Regions from separate parts of the Homo sapiens genome. Here region 1 is linked to region 2. A link is a contact called in ENCODE Hi-C or POLR2A ChIA-PET data. All regions are on one chromosome and are shown on one strand. Each heading gives the region's core, a stretch centred on a gene start or an enhancer-like site at or near the end of the contact. The rest is flanking DNA. Distances are from core to core; before and after follow the strand shown. Region 1 has its middle 82 kb from the start of DUSP5-DT. Region 2 has its middle 36 kb from the start of DUSP5-DT.

Region 1 (2,889 bases), core at 91-2,590, 46 kb before region 2:
TGAAATTATATATGTAAAACATTTAGCATTGTCAATGGCACATTGGAAATTGTCAATAAACATTAATTATATCAATAACAAGCCACCACCACAACTTAATAGCTGAAAACTGCAACCATGTAATTGCTCACAATTCTGTGGGTTGACAGTTTGGTCAAGGCTCAGCAGGGTGGCTTGTTTCTGCTCCAGATGGTTTTGGCTGGGCTCACTCTTACATTTTTGGTCAAGTGGCTTGTTGACTGGGACTGCATAGTCTAACTTGATGGGCTGTTGGTGGAGGCTGTCAGTGAGGGAGGCTCAGTTCTCCTCCATGTGGCCTCTCCAGCAGACTAGCTGGGGCTTCCTCATGTGGTAGCTGGGTTCCAAGAGGGCGAGAGCAAAAGTCAAGAGTCACTTTCGCAGCATTAGTCAAAGCAAGTTACAAGGTCATCCTAGAGTCAAAGGACAGAGAAGTAGTGCTAGTTTTTGTTAGGAGGAGGTGCAAAGACTTCCTGGACATTTTTCATCCTCCATAGTTGCTTGTTCCTGAATCTAGCATGGTATACTCAGGTGCATGGCCCAGTATGCATTTAATAGGTATTTGTTGAAGAAATAACAAATGGATGTGCAGAGGAGAAAGAAACTAGAGGCTCGAGAGGAAAACTGATTTGCTCAAGGTCACAAAGCAAATGAGCGGCAGCACCAGGACGAGAAACTAGGTCCTGGCGCTCAGTCTTGCCTCTTCCCGTTGCATCAATCTGCTCAGACAGCTGCCTGAAGTGGGGTTGAATTCTTCAAATAATTGCCTCACTCCTCAGCTTCTGTTGAGCCTCTGGAGATATATCTAGAAGGTCAGGACTGTGCTTGCTTCCTGAAAAGTCTGGGGATGGAAAGAAGGGAGCACTTTTCATTTCCCAGGGCATAACGCATTGCAGAAAATGATCAGAGAGCATCAGCAGTCCTCCTTGGGTTCCACTGTATGTGGCCAGCGGCCAGGTTGGGAGGTCAGAGACAAAGGCAGACTCCAGTATAGACGCTCTGTGGCCTGCTTCTCATGTACCTGCTCTCACACACGTGTGCACACACACATACATGCATGCACCTTCTCTCGCCTCTCTCTTTAAGGTCTGGAAGAAAGCTACCATAAGTTTGAGCAGTTGGCCACATGGTCTCATTTGGGCTCTCAATTGGACTAGCAATTTCAGGAATTTGAACAGCAATTTTTGAACAGGGAGTTTGGGGAACGGCAGCAGGGGAAAGTTGGGAGGCGCAGAAGGGGTTGTGAAATGCATGCTACAATTCCGTCATCAGCCCCTTCCTGTTGTTCTGGTACCGGGGGGAAACCTGGGCTGGCAAGACTGCGCTTCCTCCATCTAGAAGCTTTCCTCAGGCCTGCTGAGTCACCCACCTGCTGCGGGGAATGCACCTATTTTTAGCCTGAGGTAAATGAGCCCTGTAGTCACCCAGACCACATTCTCTTGGGTGTCTTTGTCACAGATGGTGTGGCCGGATGGGGACCACATTGAAGAGACCTCACCCCCACCCCTAACAAGGTCTCTTCCTCTCCTTCCTCTGAGAAGCCTCACTGCACAGCAGTGACTCACATAACCCCAGGAGAGAATGCGGCAGAGGGTGGCAGTGGGTGGCATACCAAGCTAGTGGGGGTGTGGCGGGGACAGAAGTAGTTTATCACTGACGTTGATTAGAATTGCTGGTGCATCACTGTTAGTCAGTTTATTATTGTTTGTAATTTTTCTGTAGATGATATGACCTCTTATTGTACCCATGTGCACCATTCCTATGGCCCCGTCCTTGGGGACACCACTGCTTGGGAGTTAAGATGGTGGAGATCTGGACCCCAGCAGCCTGACTAAAGGAGGCTTTACTACTTACTAACTGTTTGACTCAAGCAAGACCCTTTACCACTCTGAGACCCAACCTTGGAGCTCCTGGTCTGGTACTCAGGTCACAGAGGCTGGTAATGGATTCACAGGATTGAGAGCAGGAAGGGCACCAAGATGTCATCCCTTGCTCTATTGAGGTGAAAATGGAAGCAAAGAAAGGGGCAGATGCTTGCCTGTATCAGATGTCCAGAGACCCCTCTAAGACCTTGTTCAGGCAGAGCCACCTGTTAGGTAAAAGGTTGGTAAAAAGCAGGTGCTGATGACAAGGCCACTGTTGGTCAGAACTATTTCTACTTCAGTCTGTATCCAGCCCCTGCACCCAGTATAATGTAGTAGAGTATTTCTCGGAGAAGGGTGTGTGGACCACCTGCATCAGAATTACCTGAATCCCCTGGGGTGCTCATTAAAACTGTGAGTTTCTGATCCCCATCCCAGACTTGGGGGTTTGCTCCCAGCACTGTCACTCACTAGCTAGGGAATTTGGGGGGTGTCAAACTATCTGTGTACCACTTTCCTCACCTATAAAATGAGGCTAAACCTCCTTATGTACATGTGAGGGACAAATGTATTTGCATGGGTGAGAGGTGCAGCCCGTCGCCTGGCACATTGGAGCTAGGCAACTTGTGATTTGAGTTCTTAGTATTTGTTTCTTATCCCCAGGCAGCTCCTGAAAGGCTTCACTCTTCTGCCCTGGTGCAGAAACGGGCCCTACCTCTTTCAGATTGGCCTGGAGCTGTCAGCTACCAGTGACTTCCAGAACCAACTTGCAAATGTCTGCCAATCAGTGGCACTGCTCAGACCAGAGCTCAGATAAGATGTTCTGCAGTCTGCTGAGAAAATCTTCCAACACAGTTGTGGGACACAGAAGTCACTCACCAGAAACACTGGTCATATCACTTCTCCTTATCTCTCTTCCTGGTGACGAAGCCCAATGCCTGTGAGATCTTTTTAAACAGAACCCTTTTTCCAAATAAGATTTGACCCGACACAGGGCCCCAGTGTATGT
Region 2 (2,821 bases), core at 9-2,508:
GCATTGCAGATGTGATTAATTTGAGGTTATACTGAGTGGGGTGGGCCCTTAATCCAGTATGACTGGAGTCCTTATAAGAAGAGAGGAGATGCCCGACACGGTGGCTCACACCTGTAATCCCAGCACTTTGGGAGGCCAAGGTGGGTGCATCATGAGGTCAGGAGATCAAGACCATCCTGGCTAACACAGTGAAACCTCGTCTCTACTAAAAATACAAAAAATTAGCCAGGCATGGGGGCGGGCGCCTGTAGTCCCAGCTACTTGGGAGGCCGAGACAGGAGAATCATTTGAACCCGGGAGGCGGAGGTTGCAGTGAGCCGAGATCATGCCACTGCACTTCAGCCTGGGCGATAGAGCGAGACTCTATCTAAAAAAAAAAAAAAAGAGAGAGAGAGAGAGAGAGAGAGAGGAGAACGGATGCAGAAGACACCGAGGGGAGAACGCCAGTGAAGATGGAGGCAGAGACAGGAGTGATACCTCTACAAGCAGGGAATGCACAGGGTTGCCGGCAACCACCGGAAGCCAGGAGCATGGCCTGGAACAGCCCCTCCGTCAGGACCTCTGGCAGGAGACTTGCTGACACCTTGCGTTCAATGCTGGCCCCAGAACTGTGAGAGAAGACATCTCTGTTTTAAGCCACTCACTTGGTTAGTGGTACTTTGTCACAGGAACCCCAGGAAATGCATACACCAAGGTAGGGGTGGCAAAAAGCAGAGCTCAGCCATGGCTTCTGGGGAGACCCTGGAGCCCCCACAGAGTCCCCAGCACTCAGCGCCTGAAAGGGCCAGGTCCCTTTGGGTCAAAGAGTCTGCCCTGTGCTCACTCAGCTGTGCAGGCAGCTCCCAGCTCAGAGAGAGAGTTCCCTAATAAACAGGCAAACCAAACCCATGTTCCCTCCAGGCCCTCGAGTCACCTGCCACTTGGCAATGAGAGGACGTCAGCCCAGTTCCTGGCTGGTGGCTCTGACAGGCGCCCATCTGCTCCGGAAGTGTCCGGCCTGGATAAACAGAGCCAGGCTCTGCCTCCCACGGCTGACCCAGCCAGGTCAAGCGGAAGCCCAGGGCCTCAGGCCTCAGGTCTCCCAGGGCTCACTTTCCACACTGACCTGGTCACAGCTGGCTACCCCAGCAGGAATGGGCATCCCTGGAAAATGGCTGTGAAGACGGGGGGAAGGAAGAGTTGGGGACCTACCTCCCAGGCCACTTCCCTGGATCTCTGCTGGGCCCAGGGTCACTGCCCCTCCCATCTGCCCCCCTCCTCACTCACGCCCACATGAAGCCATCTGCCACCCTCGCCCCCTGGCAGGCACCACAGCCTCATGACTCAGCGCCCAGCCCAGAGCTGCTCTGTGGGTGGCCACTCCGGAACCTTGCAGAGAGGGAGGTGCTGGGAAGGGGGTTTGAGCGGGGGTGGGTGGAGGCAGAAGACACGTGCAGACCCCAGGTGGCTGTTCACGGAGCACCAAGCCCTGACAGCACTGCCTTCATCCGGTTTTGCAGGCAACAACCTCTCCAGCAGAGGTGTTGCCTAAAATACCACGGCCCAATTGAAATGCACCTGATCAGTTCCATTTTTCCCTCCAGGTTTCCCCACCTGTTCTCGAGGTCCTGATCCCAGGCCACGCTGGGACCCTTTCTCCAGTTCCATCTTTGCTTCTTCCTGTGCCTTCCCCACCTTCTTGCAGCCCCTGGAACACATCCCTGGAACAGCTTATTCACCCCCACACAACCTTGAGTAGATAAAGGCCCACAAAGGTATTAGAGACTTCGTGTCATCCTTTGAGCAAGGGGCTTGACCCCAAGTGCCCACCCCAAAACGCCTGTGGTAATGGTGACACCATAGGTGCCATTCTGGGGAAGGGAGAGAGTGAGGGTGGAGGATGTCATCCCCATAGTGGCAGGGCAAGAGACAGGTCCCCGCCCCAGGCATCTTGGGCAGGTGGCTCCAGGTTCCGTTCTGAGTCAGGCGTTTTTTACACCTGCTGCTTTCGCTCAAGGTGGCTCGGCACCTGGAAGATCAGGATTTGAGGCCAGGCTCCAACCCTGAGGGTGAGGATAGGGCCCGAGTGGGAGCTGTGTTTCCTCTGTTGTTGCTGAGACCCATCCAGAAGTTCACTGCCCCTCTAGAGCCTCTCAGGCCAGAAGGGAGATGTAGCCACTTGGCCTCATAGCTGAAGAGAGGTCCTCAGGATTTGGCCCTGGTTCTGTCCCTTCCCAGGTAGCCCCCTGTGGGGTCAGATTCTCCTGGAGAGCCAGGCAAGGGTGCCCCTACTTCTTCCCAGCCCTGTTCCTTCCTAACCAAGTCTGTGGTCTCCTGTCATTTCTTAATGGTTATTTTAACTGCTGGGAACCTCAAGGAAACAGGCACTGCCTAACAAAAATAAAGAATCCTGGGAAATTTCAAGACACTTCAAAATTCTAGCAGGAAGAGCCCAACCACATTTGAATCCCAGTTCTGCAGTTATGTGTGAACCTGAGCAAGACACCCTCTCCGTGGCTGGGTTTCCTCAATTCTATGATAACAAGGGTACCTGCCCCAAAGGACTGTTATGATGCTGAAATGAGGCAGAGAATTGTGAAAAGGCACAACTTGAGATAGTCCGTTTCCTTTATAGAAATGGACACAGTTCAGTAACAGCAATAATTAATAATAATCACTGCGACCGTTCCTTTACATGTGCTGTGTTGACATGAGCGTCAAGCATTGTGTGGAGGGTTTCAGCTGCACTAACCTCCCTAAAGTCTGTGTACTTTGATCCAGTCTTTCTTTCCACACTCTATTTCAGGAGACAGTTCAACTCTCCCAGAGGAACCCCTTTCCC

What was found. Hi-C counts contacts between places; a loop is a spot of excess contacts on that map. ChIA-PET counts read pairs that join two places held with the same protein, here RNA polymerase II (POLR2A). Pooled maps may share reads with other maps.
Region 1: a loop to region 2 is called in a map of PC-9, with 7 times the contacts of the local background. The contact joins two enhancer-like sites. A Hi-C loop is called at or near these places in 4 of 168 maps with a recorded cell type or tissue (B cell, Caco-2, OCI-LY7 and 1 more), 12 of 37 single-sample maps with no recorded cell type and 11 of 50 pooled maps. POLR2A ChIA-PET finds 5 or more read pairs at or near these places in 16 of 52 experiments (B cell, CD8-positive, alpha-beta T cell, GM10248 and 12 more).

What each region holds. Positions count from the first base shown.
Region 1 is chr10:110,413,316-110,416,204 of GRCh38, forward strand. No RefSeq gene overlaps it. Among named protein-coding and RNA genes, the nearest start is that of DUSP5-DT, 82 kb to the right of the region's middle. RefSeq lists enhancers at 929-2,128, 1,303-1,432. Within about 2 kb of position 1,341, at least 12 of the 41 ENCODE cell types and tissues checked have a DNase peak (open chromatin) inside an H3K27ac peak, as active enhancers do; they include OCI-LY7 and PC-9, where a contact is called at or near this core.
Region 2 is chr10:110,459,284-110,462,104 of GRCh38, forward strand. No RefSeq gene overlaps it. Among named protein-coding and RNA genes, the nearest start is that of DUSP5-DT, 36 kb to the right of the region's middle. RefSeq lists enhancers at 674-1,873, 1,675-1,764, 1,835-1,914, 1,935-1,994, 2,005-2,054. Within about 2 kb of position 1,259, at least 10 of the 41 ENCODE cell types and tissues checked have a DNase peak (open chromatin) inside an H3K27ac peak, as active enhancers do; they include OCI-LY7 and PC-9, where a contact is called at or near this core.